Regions from separate parts of the Mus musculus genome. Here region 2 is linked to region 1. A link is a loop called in an ENCODE intact Hi-C map of the cell type or tissue named here. Cell type or tissue: left cerebral cortex. All regions are shown on one strand. Each heading gives the region's core, and the rest is flanking DNA. Links, peaks and the distances in the headings are about the cores only. Region 1 holds the start of Tuba3a (tubulin, alpha 3A). Region 2 overlaps Tnfrsf1a (tumor necrosis factor receptor superfamily, member 1a).

Region 1 (15,273 bases), core at 3,488-11,487:
GCTGAGACCCGGGGACCCCCTCCCCAGCAGCCCAAGACTGCGTAAAGCCATTTCTGTGCCGTCAATCAGTACTTTATCCTAATGTCCCTAGGTAGAATTTAAAAATGAACATAAAGACCCGTTTATCATTTCTTAGGAAAAAACCATGTTTTCTGCAGAGAAAATTACTTGGAAAAAGCAGGTATCTAGAAAGGAATTTTGTTAGGAAGTACAACACACTAGAGAGGAAATGCCTCAGTCTAGAAATTTTAATAATATATCCTTTATTTCCAATGGTGGGGAAGACATAAATGGACGGCCGCCAGCCAGACCCATGCGCTCAGTACTCCTCCCCTTCTTCTGCCTCTGCTTCCACGGAATCCACGCCCACCTCTTCATAGTCCTTCTCCAGCGCTGCCAGGTCCTCCCGGGCCTCGGAGAACTCCCCTTCCTCCATGCCTTCTCCCACGTACCAATGCACAAAGGCTCGCTTGGCGTACATGAGGTCAAATTTGTGGTCCAGGCGGGCCCAGGCCTCTGCGATGGCCGTGGTATTGCTCAGCATGCACACGGCCCGCTGCACTTTGGCCAGGTCTCCCCCAGGGACCACAGTGGGAGGCTGGTAGTTAATACCCACCTGCCAGAGAAGGAGAAAAAATAGTGAAGTTTATATTGACTTCAGAAATGTAAACTGGGAACTGTGGACCCTGCTTAAAAGAAATACCCGTACCATGCTTTTGGGAATGAATAATCACCTACACAAAGCAACATGTCTAAAAATTGTAAAGGACTTAAACCACTAAAGGCCAAACTGGAAACCAACACGCTGGATCTTCTTCATACACTTACACAGTACACAAAGGCCCAAAATGAGAATTGCATCCAAGGTATACTGTATGCTTAAAAGAAAACTGACTGAAATCTTCCTGTATAGAAAACACCTATGTGGGCCCCTATTAAAGGAGCTAGAGAAAGTACCCAAGGAGCTGAAGGGATCTGCAACCCTATAGGAGGAACAACAATATAAACTAACCAGTACCCCCAGAGCTTGTGTCTCTAGTTGCATATGTAGCAGAGGATGGTCTAGGTGGCCATCAATTGGAGGAGAGGCCTACGAAGATCATATGCCCCAGTACAGGGGAATGCCAGGGCCAGGAAGTAGGAGTGGGTGGGTTGGGGTGCGGGGGGAGGGTATAGGGGACTTTCGGGATAGCATTTGAAATGAAAATGAAGAAAATAATAAAAAAAAGAAAAAAGAAAAGAAAGCACCTATGTAGCAGTAAACTCTGCCAAGGTGAAGATGCTATGGTGGTGACATTTGTACACCCTGGTGAACACATGGCTGTGAGCAGCAGCTCGGAGCACAGCCAGATTGGAGCTGGAAACAGGTAAGGACAGACACAAGGGGTCCTCCGCAGATCAATATACCCCCACTTTAAGGAGGAACATGTACCCTTTGCTTGCCTGCTGGCCTGCCAACCAACATCACCTGTATAAAAGGCACAACATAGCTTGAATATGCAGAGACTGCCTCTTGATTTATAAGGACAAGCAGCTTATGGGGGCAGAGAATCCAACTTTCCAATCTTCCATATAATATTGTGTTTTCTCTCTCTATGTGTGTGTGTGTGTGTGTGTGTGTGTGTGTGTGTGTGTATGTGTGTGTAACTTAAAGTCTCTAAAAATGACTTTAAAAGCCAGAGCTGGCTGTAAACTCAGTCATATGAATAAGAATGATCTTGAACTCGCTCTAGTGCTGGGATTAGAGACATGTGACATAATTAACTGTCCAGCTAAAACTCAAACATATTTTTCGACACAGCAACCAGTGTAGCCCCAGAAAATGGTTGTAAAGGAAGGTGTGATAAACCACACTGATGCCAACAAAAGGGAACCTAGTGCAGAGAGGCTGACAGGGTCATCTGGTTCCTCTCTGTAGGGGCAGCCCCTAGCTTGTACTTCCCGGTAGACCAGCTCTTTACGGAAGAAATGCAGGTTTAATGGGAGCAAACTCAGCAAGGCACAGCGTTCTGAATGAGCACTTGCTGTCAGACACGCTCTCCCTTGGAAGTCCTCGCCTTCTTGGGCTCCCGGGAAAAACTCATCTGCATAACATTTGGTAGATTGATGGTTTAAGAAAGAAATAATGTTTGGGGCTGGAGAGCTGGCTCAGAGGTTAAGAGCACTGACTGCTCTTCTAGAGGTCCTGAGTTCAATTCCCAGCGGCTCACAACCATCTGTAATGGGATCAGATGCCACCTTCTGGTGTATCTGAAGACAGCAACAGTATACTCACATAAAATAAATAAAATCTTTAAAAAAAAAAAAAAGAAAAAAGAAAAGAAAAAAGAACAAAGTAAAGTTTGGGGGCTGGAGAGATGGCTCCATTGTTAAGAGTGCTGGTTGCTTTCCTAGAGGACCAGGGTTCAATTCCCAGCAACCACATGGTGGCTCAGACTGTCTGGAACTTTAGTTCCAAGAGATCCAGTGCCCTCTTTGGGCCTCTACAGATACCATCAGCACACATGTGGTGTGCATGCATGCTCACGCGCGTGTGCACACACTCATAAAAGCAAGCAAATCTTTTAAAAAGAGAAAAAAGAAATAAGGTTTGGACATTGGCAGTTGTGCACACCTTTAATCCTAACACTCAGGAGACAGAGGCAGGGGGATTGTCTGAGTTTGAAGCCTGCCTGGTCTACAGAGTGATTTCCAGGACAGCTAGAGCTACATGGAAACCCTGTTTCGAAAAGGTTTGGTAATTAATTGCTGGTTTGAGGAAAAAGGGCTTCCAGTGTTATTAGAAAACTGTCACACCACTTAGCAATTGCTTACTGCCCATGCTTTCTTTGGAGCCTGATGTGGAAAGGGCCATGGGCTTGCCCAAAGCTGCGGCCCCACGGCAGTCTGTTGCTTACTGGCAGATATAACTGTCCCAGCACCCAGTCCTACCTTAAATCCAGTCGGACACCAATCTACAAACTGGATGGTGCGCTTTGTCTTGATGGTTGCAATAGCCGCGTTGACATCTTTGGGAACCACATCCCCCCGGTACAACATGCAGCAGGCCATGTATTTGCCGTGGCGAGGGTCACACTTGACCATCTGATTGGCTGGCTCGAAGCAAGCATTGGTGATCTCTGCCACTGACAGCTGCTCATGGTATGCCTTCTCAGCTGAGATGACCGGGGCGTAGGTTGCCAGTGGGAAGTGGATGCGAGGGTATGGCACCAGGTTGGTCTGGAATTCTGTTAAGTCCACATTCAGGGCGCCATCAAACCTCAGGGAGGCTGTAATGGACGACACAATCTGCCCAATCAGACGATTGAGGTTGGTGTATGTGGGACGTTCAATATCCAGGTTGCGCCGGCAGATGTCGTAGATGGCTTCGTTATCCACCATGAAAGCACAGTCGGAATGCTCTAGGGTGGTGTGCGTGGTCAGGATGGAGTTGTAAGGCTCCACGACCGCTGTAGAAACCTGGGGGGCTGGGTAGATGGCAAACTCCAGCTTGGACTTCTTGCCATAGTCCACTGAAAGCCGCTCCATCAGCAGCGATGCAAACCCAGACCCTGTGCCTCCTCCAAAGCTGTGGAAGATGAGGAAGCCCTGCAGTCCCGTGCACAGATCGGCCTGTGGTAAAACCAGAGTACATAAGCCAGTGCCTACAAAGCCACATTCCGACTTCCACCCCACATGCAGGACTTCCATTTCTACAAACTGATGCAAATTCAGACTGCCTACCATACAGACGCCGCACTGGGTTTGAATACAATGAAGACCGGTAGCTGCGTCTCAGCAGAGTCTGAAGTAAGGTATTTTGGTAAACTTATGATAGATTCCTGACTCTAACAGATTTGCCGAGATGACTGAGCCTTATAGTTTTATGTCAACTTGACACCAGCTTACGTTTGAGAGGAGGGACCCTGTTATTAAGGAAAACGCCTCCATAGGATCAGGTTGTAGGAAGCCCGTCGGGCATTTTCTTAATTAGTGAATAATGGAGAGGGCCCAGACCCTTGTGAGTGGTACGACCCCTGGGCTGGTGGTCCTAGATTCTGCAAGGAAGCAGGCTGAGCAAGCCACAGGGAGCAAGCCAGTAGGCAGCACCCCTTCATGGCCTCTGCATTAGCTCCTGCCTGACTAACTGCAATGATAAACAGTGTTGTGGAAGTGTAAGTCAAACAAACCTTTTCTCCCTTAGATGCATTTGTCATGGTGTTTTATCACAGCAATGGTAAAGTAGCCCCAACTAGTACAATGGCCCCCCCACCCACCCCTGACCCTCTTGACCCAGACAGCCACCATCTAAAGCCTCCTCCGCAATCCTCTTACCAGCTTTCGGATTCGATCCAGGACCAGGTCGACAATCTCTTTGCCGATGGTGTAGTGGCCTCTGGCATAATTATTGGCTGCATCTTCCTTTCCAGTGATCAGCTGCTCTGGGTGAAAAAGCTGCCGGTAGGTTCCCGTGCGCACCTCATCTAGAGAAAGAGACCATACGTCCCGTGAGTCCTTCAGGCAAGGGCTGTTCAATCCCTTTGTGCACGTGTGTCAACAGTGTCTCCTAGTCTTTGGTTACACATGCATCACCTACGACCCTTTCTTTCAGTTTCTTACCCAACTAAGTTACGAGCATTCAGTGTAGAGCCTGTCTGCTCTGCACAGATCTCAGTGGGCTTTCCAGAGACATCCCACTCTCCCATGGAAAGCCTCCACCCAGGCCCCAAGCACCTACCCACCACAGTGGGCTCCAGGTCCACAAACACTGCCCTGGGCACGTGCTTGCCGGCTCCAGTCTCACTGAAGAATGTGTTGAATGAGTCGTCCCCGCCGCCAATGGTTTTGTCGCTTGGCATCTGACCGTCAGGCTGAATGCCATGTTCAAGGCAGTACAGTTCCCAGCAGGCATTGCCGATCTGGACACCTGCCTGCCCCACGTGGATAGAGATACACTCACGCTGGAAACCAGAAAACACGATACTCACTCACTTCAAACTGTATGACATACAAATACAATTCTGTGCTGCGACTCAGTGTCTATTTTCAAACTTTATTAACAGCAATGCTTAGGCGTTCCTTTTATCTGTTAAAACTGACTGTACCAGGTATGGTTACACAGGTCCATAATCCCAGTACTCAGAAAGATTAAGTAGAATTCAAGTCCAATCCTATCTCAACACACACACAAACTTGCACAAAGATAAAACATCTTGCCTACTCTAAACTTACCCCATTTTAGTATATAGTTTTATGAACATTGGCTAGCCTTGAACTAGCAACAGTTCTCTTGCCTCAGCTGCTCAAGTGCTAGGATTACAGATGTAAGCCACCGCACAAGGCTAACCAGGTAGCAGCCAGCCCCAGAGCATAAACGTTTGCCACTCTTTAAAAATATGGTTAGTTTGAGACTCGGAAGCCATGTAGTGTCAACAACTAGCTCAGTGGGGACAGTCACAGTAATTCTCAGAAAAATCTATCAGGCCTCAACTGTGGCCCAACAAAAGGATAAGATATAATTCAATAAGGATGACGCGATAGATGCCAGGTCACCCAGCCAAAGCCAATCTAGATAGTCACTGTATCTTCTATTTGCCCATCTAGATCAACCTTTTTAATGCTCTCCATCCCACTCTGGTACCAGGAAGCTGGCTCATGTACACATCTGTTAATATTAATAAGTTAATATCCTTCTCAAAGATACCACTTAGGGTAATCACTCATGCGTTCAGGTCTAGGAATGCAACATTCCCAGACACCGTTAAGCATTGAGACGTTGTATTAGCCTGATTTTTTTCTTTATTTAAAAAATTTAAGACAATTTTAAATTTTATTTAAAATGTAAGGAGCTGGCTGCCCTGGAAACTGCAATCTTTCTGCCTCAGCATACAGAGTGCCAGAGTTATAGGCATATGGTATGCCACCAAACCCAACTTAGAGCCCTACATGGATAAATTATACATTTTTTTCTACCCAACCCAGCAATTATAAATACCTATTTCAGGGACTCAACTCCTGCCACTGTCTTCTGATCTCCACTGGCAGCCACTCATGCCAATGAATGCAATAAAAAATAAAGCAAATATAGTCCCTTATCTCGTTTTTTCCTTATCTCGTTCTTAAGGCTCAGCAAGGTTTCTATGTCTCAGAAGTAAACAGAACCCCCCAAAAGAAAAAAAAATCACTAAGATTCTTCAATGAAGCAGATTTTTTTTTTTTTTGAGGCAAATAGTAAGATTCTACTGAATCTGCAGGTAACTTAAGTTTCTGAGGGTTAATTTGAAAAAAGTGTATGCAAAAACATCGTGCTAATTAGTTCTGGTCACGTGGGGAGAGGGAACAAGAATGTCTGTGGGTATTTTCTTGATTAATGACCCACGTGGGTGGGCCCAACCCACAGAGGGCAGTGTAAGGCCTGGGCTAGTTAAGAAAGCCGGCTGAGTAAGCCGGTTTGCGGATTCCTCCATGGTCTCCTTCAGTTCCTGGTCAGGTTCCTAACGGCAGTCAAATACATCCTGCCTGGAGTTGATTTGGTCAGTGTTTTATCGCAGCAACAGAAAGCAAACTAGATAGAGCCTGTTGCCAAATCCCATGCCTATCAAGGACTGTGCCCTGAGAACAAAGTAATGGGACGACACTGCCCCTGCAACAAGAAAAAAGTTTTAAAGAAAAAAAAAAAAAAACGATCAAGCTCGGTGTGGGGGGGTCCATGACAGTAGCCAGCTCAATGAGGAGCTGAGGTAATAAGAGGCGTTTGAGGCCAGCTCAGATGACGAGAGCCCATCAGAGAAACAAAGACAAGTTCTGGCTGTTTAGACCCAGATCGTATGTGAACACAAGTATCTAAGAAGTCCTCTGCCTGGGGCCGGAGAGTTTGTGTGGTGGGTAGGAGAGCTGTCTTGCAGAGGATCAGGGCTCAGTTATCAGGCTCGCCACGGCCTGACTCCAGCTCCTGGGTCTTCCACACCCTCTTCTGGCCTCTCTGGGAAACTGCACTCAGGAGCACATACTTTGCAGAGACATACATGCACAGCGATTTCAAAGAAAAAAAAATCTAATAAATTAGGTTCTCAGCCTTATTTTATTCTTCCCTTAGGACAAGTTTTTGTAGTCCATGCTAGCTTCAAATGTACTCAGACTAATCTTGAAATCCAAATGTCCTGCTTGGGACTGTGGCATGCGCCAGCACACACCTCAAATGTACTTTCTAATACCAACAATGGATCCCACTTATAAACCATGAAATAAGAAAAACAGCAGTAGCCACAAAACTTATATAAAAGTTCTTTGGCAAGCTTGGTGGAGCTGGTGGCCTGTGATCTTGACGGAGTGGAGGCAGAGAGGGCAGGCCTACCAGGGGCTCTACGGCATTTCCCAATCATAGTAAGCTCGAGACCCGAGCACAGGCTCTTTGGACTCAGTAACTTTCACTTTCCTAGGTGGACGAACATTAGACCAGAAAGCCTGGTGGCTTCTAGGATCTTCTGGAACCCAAGCCATCACTGGTTCTCGCACTCAAGGCCACTGGTACCAGTAAACAAAACAAAAGTTCCCTCTCCAGAAACCTATCTGCCACCTTCTTTTGTTGCTTTTTTTCTTAAGGCTGGAGGCCCACGAGACTGAGGCTGGCCGCGAACTCTTGCGCCTCTTTCATCAGCCTCCGCGGGGCTGGGACTCCGGGCTGGAACTGCATCCCAGCATCCTGGAGCTTCACAGGTGCTAAGAAGCCGAGCATCTCATTCACACGCACTTGCATGGTGAGGAGTCTAGAGGAGACTGCGGGCTCCTGGGCTGCTCTGCCAACGCCCACCCTCACAGGAGCTGGGGTTGCGAGGAAGCCCTAGCCTCAGAGGAGACGGAGGTCAACCTCCCGTGGGGCCGACCCCCCCAGAGGCCCCGAGGCCAACCACCCCGGCCTGGGACTGCTCCCACCACCCCGGCCGCTCTCACCATGCTGAACTCCGGAGACCCGCTCAGACGCCGCCTCGGCCGTTCCTCACCACTGGTCCTCAACCGCCTCTGGTCTGCGCGCTCAACAGTCCAGGACGGATGTGGAGTCCAGGCCGGGGCTCATTGGCCCAGAGCGCCTTAGGGGCGGCCTTAGGCTCCACATCCCACTAATGATTGGATGTGGCTCAAGTTGCAGTGCTGGCACTTTCTGATTGGATGTGGCTTTGGCGGGAAGGCTCTGGAGTGGCTGGAGGGGGACAAGCATTGAGGAGCATCTGAAAATGGGGGGTGGGGGGAGGTGTGTCTGCGCGTCCCCGACATCCAACTTAGCATGGAACAAGTGGGGCGCTCAGGTCTTGCTTATCTGCGTATGTTATCTGCGCATCGGCGATGGAGGGATGCCCTAGCAGCCCTGCACACTATCCGTACCTCTGTCCTCGCCTTTCCTCCTTTCGCCTCACCTCACACAGCCTTACCTCACTTGGGGCAGAAAAGCTGTTCAGCCTCCCTCGCTTTGGAGGCCACCAGGTCGTGCTTCTCCAGAGACCATCTGCCAAGTCTTGCGTTGGGACCCAGAGCTGTTTTGGAAGTCTGTGTGAGCAGTTGCCTATTCCGACATTATTTACTCGGAGAAGGTTTTGAAAGGATTTGGGTATGCAGCCCTGGCTGGCCTCCAAAGCTTGTAGCCCGGGCTGGCAGAAGTTGAAACTCTGTCTCAGGCTACCTCAGAGCTGGGGCTATAGATGTGTGCCATGCCTGGTGGCAACCAGACCTTCAATCTGCAATTTGGAGGAAACATAAATTAGTCAACATACCTATCTTTCCTCAGGATATCGAACTGCACATAATGAATTGTAGGCTGTGCCATGGTGTTTTTGTTTGTTTGTTTGTTTGGGCAGAGTCTCATGTATCCCACCCTGGTCTTGATTTCCCCTGTAATCAAGAATGGATTTGATCCTTCTGACCCTCTAATCTCCACCCTCTGAGTCCTGGGACTGCGGATCTGCATCACAAGCTGGGGACACACTCATGGCTTCAGAGATGCTTAGCCAGCACTCTACCAAACCCAGCTACAACTCTAATCCCCAGTGCTGTGTTTACAAGAAACATTTTTTTCTGATTATGAGATTAACACATTCAGAGTAGAACATGTGGGAAAGGCAGCAATAAAATAGAACACCAACAACCACGCATGTCTCTAGAGAAACACATTTCAGCTGTCTTTCATCCTGGCGTGCATACATTTATGACTTGTTTTATAACTAGAATCAAACATGATTTTTTTTTAAAAAAATTCTGCAATAAACATTTTTTGGAACAGAATCTTCTTGATGCAGTCTTATTGTTGGGGATCTGATTTGGTCGCTAGGCATTTGAAACCCAGGAAATTTATATCCATATCCCGTGAATGAATATATTCCTTCATGTATGCCAGATTCAGCATATAGAAGGCAACCTCGATACCTGCAAATGAGCAATGGCATGAGACAGCCTGCTGGCTTTGTTAGGATTCTGTCTCCTCTGGGATCCCAGGAGGAAAGGGAGGTTTGGTTGAAGAGAAGCACCTGGCTCATGGTTTATTGTGCTTGCCACCAGCTGCAGACTTTTCACTTCATTAGAGTACAGTGGGGGAAGACAGTTACAGTCTCCTTGAGCCTTCAGCTCCTGGGTATTGTGACGGCCGAATCTGCTACACACTTTCTATACTCTGCTGGTTCAACTTGCCTTTGATCTGCTGGGTCTGTGTGGATAATTCGACAGTTTTCATGTGTCAAACATGATTTTTAAAACCACTTTCTTGAGATTTAGTTACCTTACTCTATAGTGTGTGTGATTCCGTTAACTCGGGAACTTGTGGGCTCAAGCTGGCCTCCTGAGAAGCTGGGACTACCAGTGTTCACCACCATGCCACACTTGGTATTTATTAAAGGAAAAGAATATTTATTTTTGGCTCACAGTTGGAGGGTACAGTCTGTTATGATGGGGAAGCCATGGCTGCAGACTTAAAAAAAATGTTTTTATTTGTGAGCCAGGGTCCCATGTATCCAGGCTGGCCCTGAACTTGGTATGAGGCCCAGGGTAGCCTAAAACTTTGGATCCTCTTGCCTCTAGCTCCTAAGTGCTAGTAACATATGGTTGTATAACTCTGCTCAATTTAGGTGGTGCTGGGGAGCAAACCCAGGGCAGCATGCATGGCAGGCAAGCCCTCTGCCATCTGAACTATGTGCCAGGTCAGTAGGCACCCATTTTTCCATGTATCCTAGTTAGCTTTAACTATCAACTTGACGCAGTCTAGAGTTACCTGAGAACGGAGTCTCAATTTACAGAATGTCCATATCAGGTTGGACTGTCCTGATGGATGACTGGTGTACAAGGGCCCCACCCACTGTAAGCCACACTGTTTACTGGACAGGTGGTCTGAGCAAAGCATGACCAAGTCCAAGAAGGAGCATTCTTTCATGGTCTCTGCTTTAAGTTCCTGTCCTGACTTCCCTCAGGAATGGTCTGTAACCCAGAAGTATAAGCCCAAATAAATCCTTTCTTCCTGTTAGTTATTTTTGGTCATTTTGGTCCTTTTGGTGTTTGTCTCAGCAACAGACTGCAGCTGTGAATCTGGTTATTTCTGTAGACACTGAGTCACTTGATTGGACCAAAGAGTACAGGCGGTTTTCTAGCTCAGTGCATAAGGAAGTTATCTTCCAAAAATTATGTTACATTTTGCCTTTTGAAGTTAGAGTCTGGGTCTGTCAGTTGCAAATCTCTTAGTACTTTGTCTACCAGGGTCACAGAACCTTGAATGTCCCCAAAGGGACCCCTCTAGAGCCACAGCAAGCCAGGGGCTGCTGCCACCAGAAGAGCCTCGTTGGATCTTCAGGTTAGAAGGATCGTGCTTCTGCAGGGGCTTGTGTCGTCTTAAGGACTCTGTGTGTCCTTGTGTGTCCTTGTGTGTCCTTGCAAGTGTCACACCTGGCAGTGGAATGCAGAGAGGTGAGAACAAAACTTGCTTCAACACGGCTTTAGTTAGGCAGGCTGGTTCAAACTTCTGGAGTCCCACCCCAAGCACATATGTTTATTTTTGACATATTTAAGCACTGGACAACTTTGGAGAAAAGTTTCCTCCTGACAGGAAAGCTTAAGCATGACACTCCGAGGCTCCTTTGCCAAGCACCTATGGCCTCTCCCACGAGAACAGGTTCTACTGATGTAAGAAAAGTGCTCGGGAGAAGGGCCGGGGAGGCAGGGTTTGTAATAAGCATGAGGCTGGGCTCTATTGACTGAGAAGTAATTCTCAGGAGTCTGAGGGATTCAGGTGAAGCCAGGCTCCACAGAGTCTCAAATGGTCGCTAGGTTATTACACAGCACCCTCTCCAGCCTTCTGGGCGAACAGGTGTCGGTTTCTTCCATTGAAGAAAAAAAGCTCGTGTTTAACAATTCTGCTTTCTCCGGTGCTTGTCTGTGAGCATGAGGACTTTGTGACCGCCTACAATTTTATTCTTTGTCTTATCTGATTCTATAGCTGTGGACATTTCAGTGTTGCTTTTATATTGAATTCCCTTCAGGACCGTTCTCTGCACTGGTCCTTTGCCTTTTTCTACTCTTCTCCATCCATCCATCCATCCATCCATCCACCCCCTTCTCCACTCAATATGGGCGTGCTCAATTCACCACATTCTAAAAACATAAATCAGCCATTAGCATGCACTCAATTCTAGCTCTTTCCTTATGATGTCCCATTTTTCTTTCTAATTACTTTCAACCTTTTACACTTCCTAAGACAGTGGTTGCCTCTTACATCATCATCTTCATCATCACCATCATGGTGTCAGGTATCTTTAGTGTAGTAAGGAGTGAAATAATTCCCATGGGAAATTGGTACCAAGCAGTAGGGTCATTGCTGTAATAAGCCTGACCTGAAAAGCATCTGGAACTGGTCTGCAAGGAGAATGTGGAAGAGTTTGGAACTTCAGGTTGAAAAAGCCTTAGAATGCAGTGAGCAGGGCTTAAGGGCCATTCTGGTGGGAGTTTGGAAGGCCAGGATGTAGACTGCAGAGGCCCAGCTCCTGAAATGTCTGAAGAGAGCACCGGTTTTAGTACAAAATAGGCTGCGCATGCAATGCTCTGGCAAAGAACCTGGCTGTTCTGCCTGTGTCCTGAAGACCCGAGGAAGGCTGGATACAGGTAGCTGGTTGGATCCTTGTGTGGAAGAGGAAATCTCCAGACAGGCTACAGCATTTGGATTGGGTCATGGCTTTTGCTTTCTGTCCTCATCCAGGTCTGCAGTAAGGGAGACAGAGTAAGTGGAGCAGGAAGATAAAAACCTGAGCAGTCTGCCGTGAGAAGGAGCGAGAGCTTACATGACACACAAATCAGGTTTGAGAGCCATTGTAACTGCTAAAGAGATCAACTCCATTAAAAAGAGAAACCCAGCTGGCATGGTGGCGCACGCCTTTAATCCCAGCACTCGGGAGGCAGAGGCAGGCGGATTTCTGAGTTCGAGGCCAGCCTGGTCTACAGAGTGAGTTCCAGGATAGCCAGGGCTATACAGAGAAACCCTGTCTCGAAAGAAAGAATGAAAGAACGAACGAAAGAACAAAAGAACGAGCGAAAGAACGAACGAAAGAACGAAAGAACAAAAGAAAGGAAAAGAAAAGAACCCCAGCACTCCATACCAGGACATGGGGAAATATTTAACTACAGAGACACCCCACCCCACGCCCCGGTGCCGTCGTGTGAAGATGCAAATTAAATTGAAAAGAGAGAGAGAGAGTCTGATTTGAAAATGCTGCAAGGGGAATTGCCTGTTTGAAAGAAGCTCCCAGGCAAGTGGATCTCTAGAGCTATGGTTCTCAACCTGTGGGTTATGACCCCTTGGTGTGGGCTGGGGGTGGTGGTGGTCACATATCGACTATTCTGCCTATCAAACATTTACATTACAATTGGTAACAGCAGCAAAATTACAGTTATGAAGTAACAATGAAATAATTAATGGTTGAGGGTCACCACAATGTGGGTAATACCCAACAGTATTAAAGGGCAGAAGCATTGGGAAGGTTGAGAACCACCACTCTGGAATCACTATACAGACACTGATACAATTGTGGTCCAAGGGAGCCAGGTCTCAAACTAAAGCCATACTGAAACCCAGCAGGCAGTTCCTAGGTTCTGCTATCTAGACTTCACAAAGTTTAGATATCGTATTCATCCAGCATACAGAGACTCTTTCTTGGGCCAACTTTATTCCTTGCTAGGTGCCTTCTTGGATGGCCATCCCATGGTCTTGGAATCACCAACATCCTGGAATTCCCAGAAGCCTCATAGGCTCATGTAGTAGCTTCTCGGGGCTTCTCTGCAGGGATTCTAACTCTGTCTGCCTGTTGCTTGGCTTCAGTGCCTCTTTGGAATTGTGGTCCATGATCCCTTGAAGCCTGTATCCCTTATGCCTGCAAACTCATTACCATTTGCCTGATACTCCCATGTTCTGCCAGGTCCCAATGGAGCCTGCCCACCCTGGACTAGGGCTGTTAGAGTCTTTCCTTTGATGAGTCACATTCCTGGACTGCAGAAAGCAAAGCGTGGGAAGTCCTGGTGTTCATCATGCTGCTTCCCGACACTCACTGCAGCTGGGCACTCATTGTGAAGCTTGATTCCCAATGAAAACCTTATGGAGGCACAAAAACTAACATCCCCAATGCAAGACAAAAACCGAAAGGCAACACAGAATACTTAGATGACTTTTGGGCTAGCGATGGCCTTTTAGATCTGACACTGAAGGCACATAGGCTCAAAGAAACAATTAGCAAGCCGGGTTTCATTAACAGTTTCTGGTTTTTTAAAGACACTCAAGAAAACAAAAGTGTGAGCCACAGACGAGGGAAAGTCTCTGCAAATGTTGTATCTTGCTACAGGACATGAGATAAAATAAACAGACCTCTCAGAACAACAAGAAGACAGCGGGGCTGTGGTGATGCGTACCTTCAACCCTAGCTCCTGGGAGGCAGAGGCAGAGGCAGAGGCAGAGGCAGAGGCAGAGGCAGAGGCAGAGGCAGAGGCAGAGGCAGAGGCAGAGGCAGAGGCAGAGGCAGAGGCAGAGGCAGAGGCAGAGGCAGAGGCAGAGGCAGAGGCAGAGGCAGAGGCAGAGGCAGAGGCAGAGGCAGATGGATCTCTGTGAGTTCTAGACCAGCCTGGTCTACAGAGTTGGTTCTCAGACAACCAGGGCTACATAGTGAAACCCTGTCTTGAAAAAAAAAAAAAATCCAAAACCCAAAACAACCCCCAAAGCCAAACCAAACAAATGAAACAAAACAAACAAACAAAAAATAAAAACCAACCAACTGAAAAGTAGACCAGAAACCTTAACATTGTGCCTTAAAGGAAAGACTTCACACTATAGAACATCAGGGAAACACAAATTGAAGCAACGAGACACCCTAGCACACCTATCAGGGAGGCCAAAGTCCAGAGTGCTGACACCACCAAAAGCTAACAGGGGCGTGGAGCAACAGGAACTCTCATCCACTGCTTGTGGCAACACGAACTGACTTCTCTGGAAGGCGGCTCACCAGGTACTGCCCTCTTACCCTCTGCTCTGCCTCCACACTACTCGGTATCTACTCAAGTGAGCTGAAAACTAAGTCGGAACAAAAACTCGCATGTACAAGCTTTCTCAGGTTTATTCATAGTTTTGAGAACTTGGAAGCCATTAACTTTGATAGGTGAGCTATGAGTTGTCCAGATAGAGTCCAGATAGAGTATCATTCAGCTAAAAGAAGTGAGCGGACAAGCAATGAGAAATCAGAAAGAGCATAAATGCCATAAATGTGCATTGCTACGTGGAAGAAGCCAGTCTGAAAGGCTACATACTACTCCATTCCAACTTTGGCATGTTCTGGAAAAAAACAAAGCTATACATACATTCAAAATATTAGGACCCCCAAACTGCTCTGTAGTAACTAGTTTTGTTCCTAGTATCTACCACGGCTGGCTTACAACTGCCCTGGCCTCCCTGATAGGTGCTAGGGTGTCTCATTGCCTCAATTTGTGTTTCCCTGATGTTTTATGGTGTGAAGAGTCTTTCCTTTCAGGCACAATGTTGATGTTGAGGTCTTTGGTCCACTTTTCAGTCAGTTTGTTGTTGTTTTCCATTAGTTTGGTTTGGCTTTAGAGTTCGTTTTGCATTTTTGTATTTTAGTTTTTGTCTTAGGGTTCTGCTGTGAACAGACACCATGATCAAGGCAACTCTTACAAGGACAACATTTAATTGAGGCTGCCTTACAGATTCAGAGGTTCAGGGTTTTTGGCTTTTTAAGGGTATCTTCATGCATATGTGTATACAACATACATAAA
Region 2 (15,273 bases), core at 2,567-10,566, 77 kb after region 1:
GAAGACCTCCGCTATCTTGACGTAACAACGCTATGCGAGGGGGGGAGGGGAGATGAAAGAAGGAAGGCTGAGGGAAACCCAAAACCGGGAGAGATCAAAGAGCAAGGTCTACATTGAAACTAAGAGGGCTTTGCGCTCTCCATACTGAAGCTGTTTACATACAAGAAAGCCAGTTGGTTGCTATGAGCTTTGCCAAGATTATAAAGCCAGCCCTCTAGAATGCCCTGCTTTGGGACTCCTGGCACATCCTCAGCTCCTGAATTGAGGGTCATCTTGAATCAGATCACCAATCTCTGGTCAACTCTAGTACATGACACATTTGTCTTTGGTCTTACTTAATCCTTGTCGCGCCTGCATGCTCGGAGTTCTTCCTTTTGTTTCTGTCCCGCAATGGTGCTTGGGAGAGCATTATCCCCAGGTGCGCATTCATATCTGGGTGTTTGAGTGTGCACGGAGGTCAGAGGTCATCCTCAGGTGTTTGCTTCCCATCAGTTGGACTAGGTTGCTTAGACAGAGATCATCAGGGGCCTACCTGGTGGGCTCCCCTCCATCACCGGGAATACAAGCCCGTACCTGGCTTTTTATGTAGGTGATGGTGCTCGATGTCAGGTCCTCACGTCGCACAGCTGACACTTTCCTGAACCATCTTCATGACAGCCCTCCCTTCAACTTGATTTCCCCCCCCCAGTAGTACTTTTTGAATTACTGTCATGGAATCCAAAGAGGTTTGTAGATCCTAATGGCTCACCTCTAGGAAGTGTCCACAAACAGGCTTAGTGTGAAACCCGTACCCAGATATAGAAATGCCAAATGAGTAGTAGGATTGATTGTCTGTTGGAAAAACAGGCTGTAACGGAAACAGCCTGCTACTTCTGGCTAACATTTCTTGGTCGGGCAGAGGGCATTGCAGTGCTTCTGTGTGAGACCTGGAGCTCCACCCTCAGCCCTGCAGACACACGGGGAAACTAAACATTCCTTGACCGGCTCTCTTGTGATCAGCACTGGGAGCCGCTTCAGGGAACTGAACGGGATAAAATGCAGCTGGGGCCTGAGACCTAATTGCTCAGTTGTAGAAACAAATGCTAGCATACAGAGCCACCAGAGACCAAGAAAATACTAGACTGCACAGTCGCCACCATCTAGGGGAGAGTGTCCCTAGGGGGTGGGGGGAATGTGAACTTGTCTCTCTCTCTCTCTCTCTCTCTCTCTCTCTCTCTCTCTCTGTGTGTGTGTGTGTGTGTGTGTGTGTGTGTGTGTGTGTTCAATTTGTTGCTACCTCTAAGGCCCCACCCCTGACAGTATTTCCTCTTTCTGATTGTTCCCTCAGGTGCTCCTGGCTCTGCTGATGGGGATACATCCATCAGGGGTCACTGGACTAGTCCCTTCTCTTGGTGACCGGGAGAAGAGGGATAGCTTGTGTCCCCAAGGAAAGTATGTCCATTCTAAGAACAATTCCATCTGCTGCACCAAGTGCCACAAAGGTAGGAGAAAGTGAGAGCAGAGAATTGTCTTGAGATTTCTTTTGCTTTTTTTTTTTTTTTTTTTTTGAGACAGGGTTTCTCTATACCCCTGTCTGTCCTGGAACTCACTTTGTAGACCAGGCTGGCCTCGAACACAGAAATCTGCCTGCCTCTGCCTCCCGAGTGCTGGGATTAAAGGCGTGCGCCTCCACGCCCCGGCTTCTTTTGCTTGTTTCTGATGTTCCCCGACCTTGGTCCCTGGGAGTCCCCTTATTTTGCTGCCCCACTCCCTGCCCCCGACTTGGGTTTTGCCCTTTAGTTCTCCACTACAGCCTGACCCTAACCCTATCTACAGGAACCTACTTGGTGAGTGACTGTCCGAGCCCAGGGCGGGATACAGTCTGCAGGGAGTGTGAAAAGGGCACCTTTACGGCTTCCCAGAATTACCTCAGGCAGTGTCTCAGTTGCAAGACATGTCGGAAAGGTAAGCCTTGGGATTGGGCCAGGGCTATAGAAGGTGCATGGTGTGTGAAGACGTGCGAACATGTGTGTGTGTCCGTGGGTGTTGGCCAGGAGGTCAGGATTTCGAATCTGCTCGTGAGTGTGGCGGTAGTATGCATGCGTGCACATGCAAGCTCGGGCCTGTGTGCGTAGGAGGAGTGTCTGTTACAAAGACGAATGCCATGTGGCAGAGCCAGGGGGCGTCAAGATTTGTGTGGGAAAAGGGATGTGAGACTCACACACCATTTCCTTCCCTCTTCAGAAATGTCCCAGGTGGAGATCTCTCCTTGCCAAGCTGACAAGGACACGGTGTGTGGCTGTAAGGAGAACCAGTTCCAACGCTACCTGAGTGAGACACACTTCCAGTGCGTGGACTGCAGCCCCTGCTTCAACGGCACCGTGACAATCCCCTGTGAGCACCGGTCACCCAAGTCCTCTCCCCTCCCCGGGAGCACCCTGCCCCCCTCCTCTGCCCCCCACCCTATCCTGTCTGTGTGTCTGAGCTCCTATGTGGCACCTGCATTCCCGCCCTCGTCCCTCCCTCGGGCCCTCAGACTGCAGGCACGCGCTCTTAGTCTTAACCGCTTTCCCACAGGTAAGGAGACTCAGAACACCGTGTGTAACTGCCATGCAGGGTTCTTTCTGAGAGAAAGTGAGTGCGTCCCTTGCAGCCAGTGAGTATCTGCCAAGTGCTTGGGGTTCAGGGGTGGGTGAGCAGCTGTGGCTGAGGGGCCCCAGCAGGGTCAAAGGTGGGATCCTACAGCCGGATGAGCAGAAGACACTACAAGACATCAGACAGCCCTTTCCCTTTCTCCAGGACGTTAGGGGATAAGCAATAGGGCTTAGCGGGTAAAGCGCTTGCAGCAAACGTCTGGCAACCTGAGTTCAAGCTCTGGAACCCCGTCTTGTAAAGGTGACAGGAGAGAATATCAGGTGCACAACGTCATCCTCTGACTGCCACACACACGTGCTATAGCTCGCATGCCTCTTCAGTGCTGGGCAGTTAGATCCGAGCGCGCTGTTCTTGACTGCACTCTGGTGCATCTTACTGTTGATGGTATCTTAGGTTTGGCTCGCACAAGCTCTACCGCTGGGGATCCCTTCTTCCCAGGCTCCCTGACAGACTTCCTCATTCCTGTGGCTCCGCATGGGCTGCTCTTATACATTTGCTTCCAGAGAAGACTCTCATAGTTGACCTGACTTGGGGGTTAAATCCCAACTTACCTTTTTCCTGGCTCTGCAACCTTGGGCAAGTTCTTACCTCTCTACGCCTTATGTTTCTTAACCTTTAGGGTAAGGAGAGTGGGGGTGGAGATGTGGATCAACGGTAGAGCACTGGCCTAGCGTATTGGAGGCTCTGGGTTAGATCCCCAAAACAGACAGCTAAACCAACAATCTATAGGACTGTCTGAACCAAAGCTGTCTACTTTCTATTTTTTTTTCCACGCAGTTTCATCTCAAAAGAGCTCATGTGCCCATGTGTTCACCCTGTCATGAGGTAGACAAAACCTCCTTTCCCTGTTCTGCTGAGAACGCATGTTCCTCTGCCGTCCCCCTGCCCCCACCCAGTGTAGTTTTCTCATCCCCTCTGCCCTGTGACAGCTCTCAATGGCTGCCCCAATGAGAGACATCCTAAAACCTCCCGTGCCCTTGAGGCCTGCCGTCTCCAAAGTCAAGTGCTGTAAGCAGCCGGACCATTGGCTGGGAAGCCCTCCAGCGTCTCATATGAGTCCTCTTTCTGGGCACGCGGCTTCATCAGCTTAAAGCAAAGACCGGCTGGTTTCATTCAGCTCCTGGTGGTTGGCGTTGCTGCTTTAGAGTCAGTGCTGAGGCAGGGGCATCATGATCAGAGCATACTGTGCAAGCACAGTAGCTCACCTCGCAGCCCCTGAGAGGCCAAAGGAAAGGGTGTGGAGAGGGGTCAAAAGTGAGCCCTCAGGGACCTAACTTATACTAGTCCCCATGTCCCAGTATGCTGGGACCAAGCCTTCAACACATGGACCCAGCAGGACATTTCAGATCCATGCCCTACCGGCAAACACAATGATAAACCCAGTCTACTACAGCTGCCGTCTACCGTGCCATGTCAGGGCCAAGTACTTGATCCCAGAAGGAGGTGTCATGAGCGCCATGAGATGCTGGACCAGAAAAGTGAAGTGACTTATTTCTGTCATGTTGCCAGTCAATGACTGGAATGGAATTTTTACTCTTGACTATAAAGGCCTTTTAAATTTTATTTTTAAAATACTGATTGATTGTTGAATCCGGGCTCTTCGCATGCTATTCACGTGCTCTACCATGGAGCCAAAATACCCTCAGCCCTTCGACCGTTTGATTTTATTTCATTTCATTTTATTTATTTCTTTTTACTCAGGGTCTCACTGAGTAGCCTTGGCTGGCCTGGGACTAGGTGGACCAGGCTGGCCTTGAACTCCTAAATATCTGCCTGCTTTAGCCTCCCGACCACTGGGATGTGTCACCATGCCTGGCATTTAAAAAATACTTTAAGAATTATTTATTTTCATTCTATGTGTATGAGTGTTTTGCCAGCATGCATATATGTGTACTGTGTACATTGCTCAGTATCCTCAGAGGCCAGAAGAGGGCGTTAGATACCCTGGAACTGGAGTTACAGATGGCCGTGAGCTGCCATGTGGGGTGATGACTGTGTCAAACTCATCAAGATGGCCGACTTGCCCTCTCTCTCCCTTTCCCCTCCCTTTCCTCTCTAGTCTCTTTCTGGACAGGATCTCCTGTTGCCCAGGCTGACCCTGACCTTGCTGGGTAGCCATGGGTGGCCTTAAACCGATCCTTTCGTCACTTCCTGCCAAGTGCTGAGATCACGTGCATCCACTTCTGCTCCTGCCTGTCCACACAGCCTTCCCGGGCTCCCATCAGCTTGTAAACTGTTGTACGGTGTGGACTGTCTCGTTCTTCCCCACCAGCTCTCAAGGCGGGTTGAAGAGATAGCAAAACCATTTGCAAAGCAAAGAACTGCAGGCAGCCTTCCTGCTAACCGGTGCCTTCTCTTCTTTCAGCTGCAAGAAAAATGAGGAGTGTATGAAGTTGTGCCTACCTCCTCCGCTTGCAAATGTCACAAACCCCCAGGACTCAGGTGAGGGGGGGTGGCTTGGTGCCAGCTCACCGAGCTGGCTGGCTGACTCCATGACCTCCCTCCACCCCCACCCTTTACCCCCCAGCCCCCTAGTCTCTGCTGTGGCCTCACACTGAGCAACCTCTCTGGTCTGCAGGTACTGCGGTGCTGTTGCCCCTGGTTATCTTGCTAGGTCTTTGCCTTCTATCCTTTATCTTCATCAGTTTAATGTGCCGATATCCCCGGTGGAGGCCCGAAGTCTACTCCATCAGTAAGTAGGACTTTGGGGATATAGGGTGTTGGTGGAGATACGGGAGGGGTTCGGGTGGGCAAGTTGGAGGGAAATGAGGGGTGGCCTCTCTTCATGGTTAAGGACTCTAGGCTGAGTGGCCCTGGATGGTGGGAGGGAAGCCATACTGATATCCGTAATTCTCTTGTCCCTGGGGCCACATAGACCCTGGGGCATGACACCACAAGTCCCCAAGGTCAGCGTTGAAAGGGAAGTGAAATTCATGACACCTTGTTTCTTTGTTCTCCAGTTTGTAGGGATCCCGTGCCTGTCAAAGAGGTGAGAAGGGACGACTCCAGCTTCCCTGACTACTCCTTCCAACGCCTGATACCTAAATTACTTGGAATGAGGGCGGTGGGCTCCCTTAGCTCCTCTGTCCCCACCCCCATAAAGAATAAAGCGCCCGAAGGGAGTCCTTTTCTTTACTCCCACTAATGCTATGCTTTCTTTCTTTCAGGAGAAGGCTGGAAAGCCCCTAACTCCAGCCCCCTCCCCAGCCTTCAGCCCCACCTCCGGCTTCAACCCCACTCTGGGCTTCAGCACCCCAGGCTTTAGTTCTCCTGTCTCCAGTACCCCCATCAGCCCCATCTTCGGTCCTAGTAACTGGCACTTCATGCCACCTGTCAGTGAGGTAGTCCCAACCCAGGGAGCTGACCCTCTGCTCTACGAATCACTCTGCTCCGTGCCAGCCCCCACCTCTGTTCAGAAATGGGAAGACTCCGCCCACCCGCAACGTCCTGACAGTGAGTTGGGTTCCTGCTGGGGCATTACTCCTGGAGGGAGTCGGGCAGGGTGGAGGGCACAAAGGCAGGCTGCTGCTGGAAGTGCACGGTCCTTGTCCCCAGATGCAGACCTTGCGATTCTGTATGCTGTGGTGGATGGCGTGCCTCCAGCGCGCTGGAAGGAGTTCATGCGTTTCATGGGGCTGAGCGAGCACGAGATCGAGAGGCTGGAGATGCAGAACGGGCGCTGCCTGCGCGAGGCTCAGTACAGCATGCTGGAAGCCTGGCGGCGCCGCACGCCGCGCCACGAGGACACGCTGGAAGTAGTGGGCCTCGTGCTTTCCAAGATGAACCTGGCTGGGTGCCTGGAGAATATCCTCGAGGCTCTGAGAAATCCCGCCCCCTCGTCCACGACCCGCCTCCCGCGATAAAGCCACACCCACAACCTTAGGAAGAGGGACTTGAACTTCAAGGACCATTCTGCTAGATGCCCTACTCCCTGTGGGTGAAAAGTGGGCAAAGGTCTCTAAGGGGAAGGCTCGAGCTGGTAGCCACTTCCTTGGTGCTACCAACTTGGTGTACATAGCTTTTCTCAGCCGCCGAGGACTGCCTGAGCCAGCCACTTGTGAGTGGCAGGGAGATGTACCATCAGCTCCTGGCCAGCTGAGGGTGCCAAAGACAGGATTGTAGAGGAAAGGCACAATGTATCTGGTGCCCACTTGGGATGCACAGGGCCCAAGCCAAGCTTCTCAGGGCCTCCTCAGTGGGTTTCTGGGCCTTTTTCACTTTTGATAAGCAATCTTTGTATCAATTATATCACACTAATGGATGAACTGTGTAAGGTAAGGACAAGCATAGAAAGGCGGGGTCTCCAGCTGGAGCCCTCGACTCTTGTAAATACACTAAACGTCTAAAAATGATCGCTGACCCTGGAAAGAGTGGTCTGTGGATAGGAGAGAGTGGGCAGAGCCAGGATATGAAAAAATAGCCCGGCAAGTCCAGCCATCCTGCCAGCTAACAGTAGATTCCACCCTGTGGGTACCCATGCTTTCCGTTTCCCATCCTCATCCAGTGTTCACCAAACAACCATGTTTCTGGGCACTTTTATATAGGGCTCAGGGGTTCGTCTGTGAGACAAAATGTTCAGTTCTTGACCTCCAGGGTCCTCAGAGGTGATGCCTGGGTCAGGCTTGGTTTGAGGTGGATCCTTGAGGTAGAGTCCGGGGGAGGTGGTGGCCAGCACTCTTAGGGAGACAATTTCTCTAGGAGGTGTATCAAAGGGCCTCAGCATTCCTTATACTTCTCTGTGAAGGAAGGAAGACAAATGCATTAGGTCAAGGTCAAGCAACGAGTGGGCTGATGGGTAAAGCAGAGTACCCTCCCCTGCGTTGGTTGTTCCCTGCTCTGCACAGCCTGCCTCTTAGAACGGCCCCCCACTCCATACTGTCCTTCTGTCCCATAGTAGTTTCTGCACTTACGATGTAGACAGGGGCGTGTCCAGCTGTATGATGTGGGGGACCCTCATTCTCTGCAGCTGGGCTAGAGTCAGCCTCCGGGGCTTGCCATTCCCTGGTTCCGGTTCCGAGGCTCCATCGATCCTTTGGTTGGCCAGCTCCTCCCTGATCTCCCTGAGCATGTCCTCCCGTAGGGAGCGGGGGCGGAGTTCAGGGGATAGAAGCCCCTCATCTTCATCTGAGGACTCCCAGGGGCTTTCCCCAGCAGAGTCAGTATGAGTGGGAGAGTGGGGGAGCGGACTCCGACGTTGCGCCCTGTGTAGGGTTTCTACCACCACATTCCCTGATGCCAAAGTCTCGTCTTCCTCCTCCGACCAGATTGGTGGGGCTCTCCTGGGTAGACTGCCTCCTCTTAGGATCCCTTCTGGCAACTCTGGGGCGCTTCGCCGCTGGGGAGCTTGGGGGTCGGGAGGCTGGGGGCGCAAGGGGACGTCTCTGAGTTCCAGGGTGGAGAAGGTGAGGCGAGGGTCTCTACGAAGAGCCTTGGACCGAAGCCTGTTCAGGGGGGAATGAGAATCCTTCGGGGAGCTTGGAATCAAGGTACCGTAGCCAGAGTCTGAGGCGTCATCCGGCATGGAGGGCGTGTCTTCATCTGTATCCTCAGTCACCACCAGGCGGGGGATGATGGCGAACTCTAAAGTCCTACAGTGAGGAGTAGAAAGTCAGACTCATGCTGAGAATGGGATTCAAGGCTGAGAAGCCTCTCCTATTAATCCATTCAGAAATGTCTCCTCCAAACTTACTGCCCTGTCTCAGTGCAGGACAGTGATTGGCTTTCCCCACTTCACTGCTTAGGATTATGCTCTATAAAAGACCGTGGGTACTCCTTTTATACAGCACCTATACTGAAACTGGAATGACACAGAGATTAGCCCAGTCAGTGTGCAAAGTCCTATTTGAAACAGAAAAAGACCTGGAGGTCAGCTGGGGGTGGGGTGCTCAGGAGGAATGCCTTGTGATGTGTTCAAGGTCAGTCTGAGTTACTCGCCTCGAAAACAAACAAGAGCTCAGGTTTGCTTCTGAGCCACTCTGTGCACAGCACCTGGTTCAGACCTCATCTCACGCAGCTTGTCTCGGATTTGCTGAGTGGGCCCATTGGTGGGTCCTTCTTCTCTAAAAGCTTGTTGCTAAGCAGCTGTTGCATCCCGGACGAACCTCTTTACCCTGCGGGGTTTGGAGCTTGCTGTGCCCTGGGAACTCTGCTATTCTGGAAACTCTGCTATCTACCTTCACTCTGGAGCCTGCTCATCACAGGGAGTTCACATGCTGTGTCTCTGTTTCCTTTGCTCGGTGCCCACCCTATGCCACGGGTCCCTTCACATGGTAACTACCAACCTCTTCCACTCCCAGCTGCAGCTCATGCTCTTGTTCTCATACCAAGTCCCCGAGGCTCCTACTCACCCTGCTCAGCTTTATAAATGTCTCCTCCCTCCTCCTTACCCCCCTCTTCCCCACCTCCCTCCTCCCCAACTGCGCCCCCCTCCTTGCATGGTGATGGAGTCTTACCTCCCCTCGGCACTGCTCTGGGAGTCCTCCGGGGAAGGCGAAGGTGTGGAGGGCCTGGTGCTGGGGGACTCCGTGCCCTGGTTGCGATAGAGGGCCAGCAGCTCCCTCTTCTGTTGAATGTACTGCTCACCCTTCAGCTTCTGCAGAGTGGTCTGAGGAGGGACTTTCATTATGAGCTCTCATTTACAGATCAAGAACCTTTGGCTCTCCTAACTCCCTTCCGAGGCACAGGGGTTTACACTTCCTTTCCTACTGAGAAAGGGCAATGAAGGCTGGGGACCACCACAGGAGTCATTCTTACAGGGAGGGAGCACAATGATGCCGAGATACAGTGGTGGCAGCAAGCTGCAGAGCTGCTGGTGGAGGGAATTGGGGCGGACAGAACGTCCCCTTTCCTCTGCTCTCTTGGCCCTGTATCCCACACCACCTGGGAAGCCAGCCCTCTGATGCTCCTCTCTTAGAATCTCTCCCTGGCCCAGAAGATGGTGCTGCCAGGGCTCTGGACCATACAGGTCCTTGGGTTCCTCTTTTGGGCTCATTGCTCTCTCATCACCTTGACCTTCATTGAAGGAGGGAGGAGCAGGAGCACGCTTGCCCTAGGCTGAGGACTCTCCTGTCCCTTAGCCAGGTGAGAAAGGAAAGCTGGGGCTGGAGAGTTGGCTCAGTGGTTACGAAAAACCTCTGCTCTTCCAGAGGTCCTGAGTTCAGATCCCAGCAACCACATGGTGGCTCACAACCATCTGTAATGGGATCTGATGCCCTCTTCTGGTGTGTCTGAAGACAGCGACAGTGTACTTACATATAATAAATAAATAAATAAATAAATAAATAAATAAATAAATAAGCCGGGCAGTGGTGGCGCACACCTTTAATCCCAGCACTCGGGAGGCAGAGGCAGGCAGATTTCTGAGTTCGAGGCCAGCCTGGTCTACAGAGTGAGTTCCAGGACAGCCAGGGCAATACAGAGAAACCCTGTCTCAGAAAAAAAAAAAAAAAGGAAAAGAAAAAGAAAGAAAGAAAAGAAAAGAAAAGAAAGCTGTCCCAAGATGGAAGAGAAGAGAACACACGTCTGTGTCCCTTCTGAGTTTTCAAACAGAATAAGGAAGTGGCAGCTGACAGATATCATGCAAGGACCTCCATACATACGGGCGCTTTGTCACCCTCCAGCATGGCAAGCACGGACCTGAGCTCATCTTACAGATGCAAAGACTAGGCTTAGATGCAGCTGCTTGCCAAGGAGAGGAGAGCCGGGTGAGTGTATACTCTTTAAGTCTTAGCTCAGTGACTGCAAGCTTTCTGGCAGCCTTGAAGGGCTTTGAGTTATCACAGGAGGTTAATGTTGGGGGAGACAGCAGAGCCTGAGAAGACGCAGGTGGGTAGCAAGAGGAGGCTTGGCATGAAGGAACACAGAAGTGGCTGCTATGGGCAGAATGGACAGCAATATTCATAGGTATGGCTAAGAAACACTAAAGAGCTTCCCAGAGGGTAAAGAAATGGCTGAAGGCTAGGCTGATCCCAGCATTTGGATCACGGCATAGCCACTTGAGTCAAGAGGATCTCTGAGTTTGAGACCAGCCCAGTCTACATAGAGAGTTCCAGGCCCATCAGAATGTATACAGTGAGATCCTACCTCAAAAAGAAAAAGGAGGGGCTGGAGAGATGGCTCAGAGGTTAAGAGCTCTGGCTGCCCTTCAAAAGGTCCCAAATTCAATTCCCAGCAGCCACATGGTGGCCCGTGACCATCTATAATGAGATCTTGGTGCCCTCTTCTGGTGGACAGTCATACATGTGAGCAGAACACTGTGTACATAATCAACCAATCTGTTAGAAAGAAAGAAAAAAGGAAAGGAAGAAAAGAAAGAAAGAAGGAAGGAAAGGAAGGAAGAAAGGAAGGAAGGAAGGGAAAGGGAAGGGAAGGGAAGAAGAGAAGAGAAGAGAAGAGAAGAGAAGAGAAGAGAAGAGAAGAGAAGAGAAGAGAAGAGAAGAGAAGAGAAGAGAAGAGAAAAGGAAAAGAAAGAGTGGCTGTGGTTGGAGTCTTTCACCTCCTTCCTAGGCGTCCCCACCACAGTGGCAGCTAAGGTGCTGCATCTGGCATAGAGCAGAGACCTCAAGTGTTCCCTCACCCCATACAACGCTCTCTTGTGACTGATGCCAGGTTAGCTGATGGCTCCATGTTTGTCCTTTCTCAGAAGCTGGGAGAGTGTGAACCAGCAGCCCTGGGGCTTCCTGGGCTTCTCCAAAGCTTTGGTAGGAGCACAAGGGCGGCTGGGTCAGAACCAGACATGTTGGAGGAGGGTTGGGCAGGCATAGGAAAATGGTATCAAGTGGACAGTTGTTCCAACTCTCCTTTCCCTGGCTTCCCAGTCACTGAACCAGAGCCGAGGTTGAGAGCAGGAAACTAGCACTAGGGGGCCAGTTCCTGTGTCTCCTCCCTTTTCTCTTCTCTGGGCTTCATCTTTCTGCTCAGTGTGAAGTTGAGAAAGGTAGGAGCAGAAGGGTGGTGGGCTGCACAGCCTGCTGTGAGGAGAAGCCACGCCCTTTGCCCTCTCCCCCCCCCCATGCCCCAAGTTTGACTTTGTGATGGCTGCTGAGGATGGGTTAGTGTGGAGGGAAAGGATGAGCAGAGGACTTCTTTAAAGAATCTCTGCTGGTATTGGCTTCACTAAGCTTGCCCTTGTCCCTCCCCAAGAAAGGCAGGAGCTTGGGAAACCCACCCTGGGGTGGGGGGAGATGTTGAGCAGCTGAGCCCAGGGCTTCCAGCTGCCTCAAAAGCTACAGCAGGGGGATCTTCTCTGCTACAGCAGGAGGAGAGCCAAGGTGAGGAGAGCCAAGGTGAGGAGTAATGGAAAGAAAGCTAGAGTGGGAGGGAGGGAGGGCTCCTCTTCCTCTTCCTCCCCCTCCTCCCCCTCCTCCCCCTCCTCCTCCTCTTCCTTCTCCTCTTCTCTTTCCTCTTCTCTCTTCTCCTTTCTTCCTCCTCCTTTCTCTTCTTTGTTTCTCTGAGACTGGGTCTTTCTATGCAGCTCAGATCCAGAACTTGCTGTATAGCCCAGGCTAGCCCTGAACTCACAATCCTTCTGCCTCAGCTTTCTGTGTGCTGGGATTATAGGAGTGTTCAACTAGCTCACCCCCTTGTGTCACAATGACCCACACTTGTAGCGCTCCCAGGACGCACAGAGCCTCAGGCCAAGCCACTCACTGGCTTGTGGGCTATCACTGTACTTCCCCAGATGAGGGCCAGGCTTAGAAGGGCTAGTAACTTGCCAAGAGCACAGCGTAGGCTCTGGGCTGCTCTCAAGTCTTGCTTTTGTTTAATTGGCCCCAATTTCATCTTTTGGCCTCTTCCTCTGAGGGTTCTCAGTTCCTTTTCCTCCTCCCAGCCACTAAGTCTCCCCACCCCCACCCGCAAGCTCATTTTTTGTTAAAGCATAAGCCACCTCAAGGAAGCTGCCTCACTAACATTTCTGCAAGGGGAAGAAGAAAAAGTCTGAGCTCTGGGCAGAAGAAAAACTAAGAGAAACTCTCACCCTGTGTGAGCATGTGCATGCGTGTGTGTGTGTGTGTGTGTGTGTGTGTGTGTGTGTGTGTGTGTGTTGCAGTGTTTCAGGCTTTGAGTGGCTGGGAACCTCACTGCAAATTTGATCACAGAGGAGAAATGACTCCCCATTTGTCACGCTGCAGAGCCTATCAGGGGCTGTTATTTTGCATATGAACACAAGCAGGTTTGACTGGTTCTCAGAAGTTCCAAGTGAGAATGTGGCAGAAGGCTTGTTCTAAGACTGGGAGCCAAAGGAAGAGGAGACACTTGAGAGGTTGGTGTGGAAAAGCAAAGTTTACAGGTGTGGTGATGCCCATGCACATACACGCGCCCACCCACAAATAAATAAACAAGTAAATAAGTGTGCACATTCCTTCCTGGGGCTGGGGTGGAGTGCAGGGATACGCACTTTCCCAGGGTAGCAAAGATGCTGGGTTTGATCCTCGGCTCTGCCAACAAGCAAGACAAAGAGTCTAAGGCAAATCTCCAGCTCTTTGCCACTCTGCTCCCACCGTGGGTTTGCCTGGAGAAAGCCGGGTCCGAAACCCAATCCCCAGAAACCATAAATGTGACTTTAGTTGGGAACCGGGTCTTTGAAGATGTGAAAGGACCTAAGGTGAAGACCTCAGACATTCCATGTGGATTCTAAAGCAGGCGTCTGGCATCTTCATAAGAAAGGGAGGAGAATCTGGACACCAGCATACAGAGGGGAAAGCCAGAGATGCGGGGGAGGGGCCAGGAGTTGCTGCTCCAAGTTAAGGGCCACAGAAGCCATTGGTAGCTGAAACACAGATGCCCCCCTAGAACCTGGGCAGGAAGCTCAGTTCTGTCAATCCTGCATTTTGAACTTGTGGCCTCCAAATTTGTGAGGGACCCTGTTTCTGGATGCTTTGCTTTGTTTGTGTGGAACCATGGCTCAGTCAGCTCCAGGGTCTCGTGCAAGCTAAGCACGCGCGCTCACTGAGCTACACCCTAGCCCAGCCTCTGTTTTTCTATAGCCTCTGAACTGATAGTAACAGATGTAGCTTTACTGATGTCTCTCTCTCTTTTAAGCTCCTACTTGTATCACTTAAGTCTGCCTCCACTGGCTCCACGTTGTCTACAGGTCAAAGTTCAAGTTCCTGCGTGGCCCTTAGAGCCGGGCATGATCCTGTGGTACCACCTCCTGAACTCAGCTTCTGCTGCATCCACCCTTCTACTTCTCACCCTAACAATGCCAAGCAAACAACCTGCTCAGTTCTACACACACGCACACTTGAGTGCACACACCCACACAGTCATGTCCGTACACCCACACACATAATACACACACACACAATCGTGTGCATACACCACACATAATACACACACGGCCATATGCATAATATATACACACATAGTATACACACAGTCATATACATAAACCATACACATAATACACCCACACAGTCATATGCATACACCACGACATAATACATACACATATATAACAATGCAGTTATATGCATACGTCATATACACACACAACACACATAGTCATATGCATACACCACACATAATACATACACACAATCATATGCATACACCACACACACACACACACACAGTGGCAGTGGGAGGGAAAGAGAACATGGTTCCTACTGAGCTCTAAAGGTTTGTATGACCTTGATCCAGTCCTGGTCCCTTCCTATAAAGTGAGAGATGGGGTGCCTCTCTCAGCACCCAGGACTGTTTCCTATTTCTGGGTCTTTGCACTGTAATTCCCTTCTTCCTGCTTTGTTGTCTGCTCTGATGCACCGGTTTCTCCCCCCTAAGCTCCCTTAGCACCACTGCTTTTCCAGCAGCCTGCTGGGACAGACAGCATGGCCGTTCCCTGCTGCTGTCTTTGGCATGCTTGCTTCTGTTATTTGTACCCTGATTACTCTAATGAGCTGAAGCACAGATTCCTGGAGGGCAGGAATGGTATTTTCATTCTTTTCTGACTCCCTGGCACGTAGCACTAGCTCTGCTTGTCCCCAGAAAGTGCTCCGTAGGTGTCTCTGAACAGAAGATAAAGTTTAGAAATTCACTGTTTCGGTATGGGGAAAGCATTCGGGTGTACGGCGTGTTGGATTGTCTCAATAGCTGCCACAGGCTTTCTCAGACTCTGGAAGGCATCCGACCTGCTGCTGGTCAGATCTGCCCCTGCACCAGCCTCTCGGCCCTCCTTCACCCTTCTGTGATGCCAGTCCTGAGCTCCAGGGATGCATGCTCGCCCGCCTCCAAGCCTGACCCACCACCTACCTGAGCATGCTGGGTCTTCTCCAGCCACCGTGCACGCTCTGTAGAACTGGGACAGTGCACAGTGAGGGCACTGGAGACACACTGGAATTCTGTGAGGTGGATCAACAGGAAGCTGTCTGCACAGAGAAGAAGCTCTGCTTTAAGGGCTGGGCCTTATCTGACCCCAATCCCAACCCTTCCTCCTCTGGAGAAGAGACATACTGGGGTCTCGCAGTGGTCGGCACACGAGTTTCTCCAGCATGAGGGGAGGACGGATGACCTTGGCTCTGTCCGCCTTGCGTTGAGGTTTGGTTACCAGGAGCACATCGGAGAAGAGAAATAGGTACACATCCATCTACAGGTAGGGGTGCAGGAGAAAGAGGCAGGGTCAGCCAGAGTCAGGGGAGGGGC

What was found. Hi-C counts contacts between places; a loop is a spot of excess contacts. Peaks named below come from ENCODE experiments on the same cell type or tissue, not always from the same donor. Only the 100,000 strongest peaks of a DNase experiment are listed, where the experiment ranks them.
Region 2: it touches region 1 in a loop (2.4-fold over the local background); 20 of 42 quality-filtered maps call a loop at or near these places.

What each region holds. Positions count from the first base shown.
Region 1 is chr6:125,278,039-125,293,311 of GRCm38, forward strand. It overlaps Tuba3a (tubulin, alpha 3A), which reads right to left and starts at 8,043. Exons shown (of 5, transcript NM_009446.3): 1 at 7,930-8,043; 2 at 4,718-4,940; 3 at 4,315-4,463; 4 at 2,932-3,612; 5 at 232-616. The coding sequence starts at 7,932. The coding sequence ends at 320. In left cerebral cortex, for the core only: no CTCF peak of the experiment used is centred there; DNase peaks (open chromatin) are centred at 8,445, 9,078, 9,434, 9,473 and 1 more place; H3K27ac peaks cover 227 bases.
Region 2 is chr6:125,355,498-125,370,770 of GRCm38, forward strand. Tnfrsf1a (tumor necrosis factor receptor superfamily, member 1a) reads left to right here. Exons shown (of 10, transcript NM_011609.4): 2 at 1,328-1,481; 3 at 1,816-1,944; 4 at 2,224-2,373; 5 at 2,557-2,635; 6 at 5,000-5,076; 7 at 5,213-5,326; 8 at 5,595-5,623; 9 at 5,802-6,087; 10 at 6,190-6,986. The coding sequence ends at 6,497. It overlaps Plekhg6 (pleckstrin homology domain containing, family G (with RhoGef domain) member 6), which reads right to left. Exons shown (of 17, transcript NM_198604.2): 13 at 15,085-15,217; 14 at 14,884-14,999; 15 at 9,087-9,238; 16 at 7,545-8,222; 17 at 7,154-7,370. The coding sequence ends at 7,361. Among named protein-coding and RNA genes, the nearest start is that of Gm52918, 9.4 kb to the right of the region's middle. In left cerebral cortex, for the core only: CTCF peaks have their summits at 4,579 (motif pointing right), 6,706 (motif pointing right), 8,190 and 9,199 (motif pointing left); DNase peaks (open chromatin) are centred at 6,411, 6,689 and 8,206.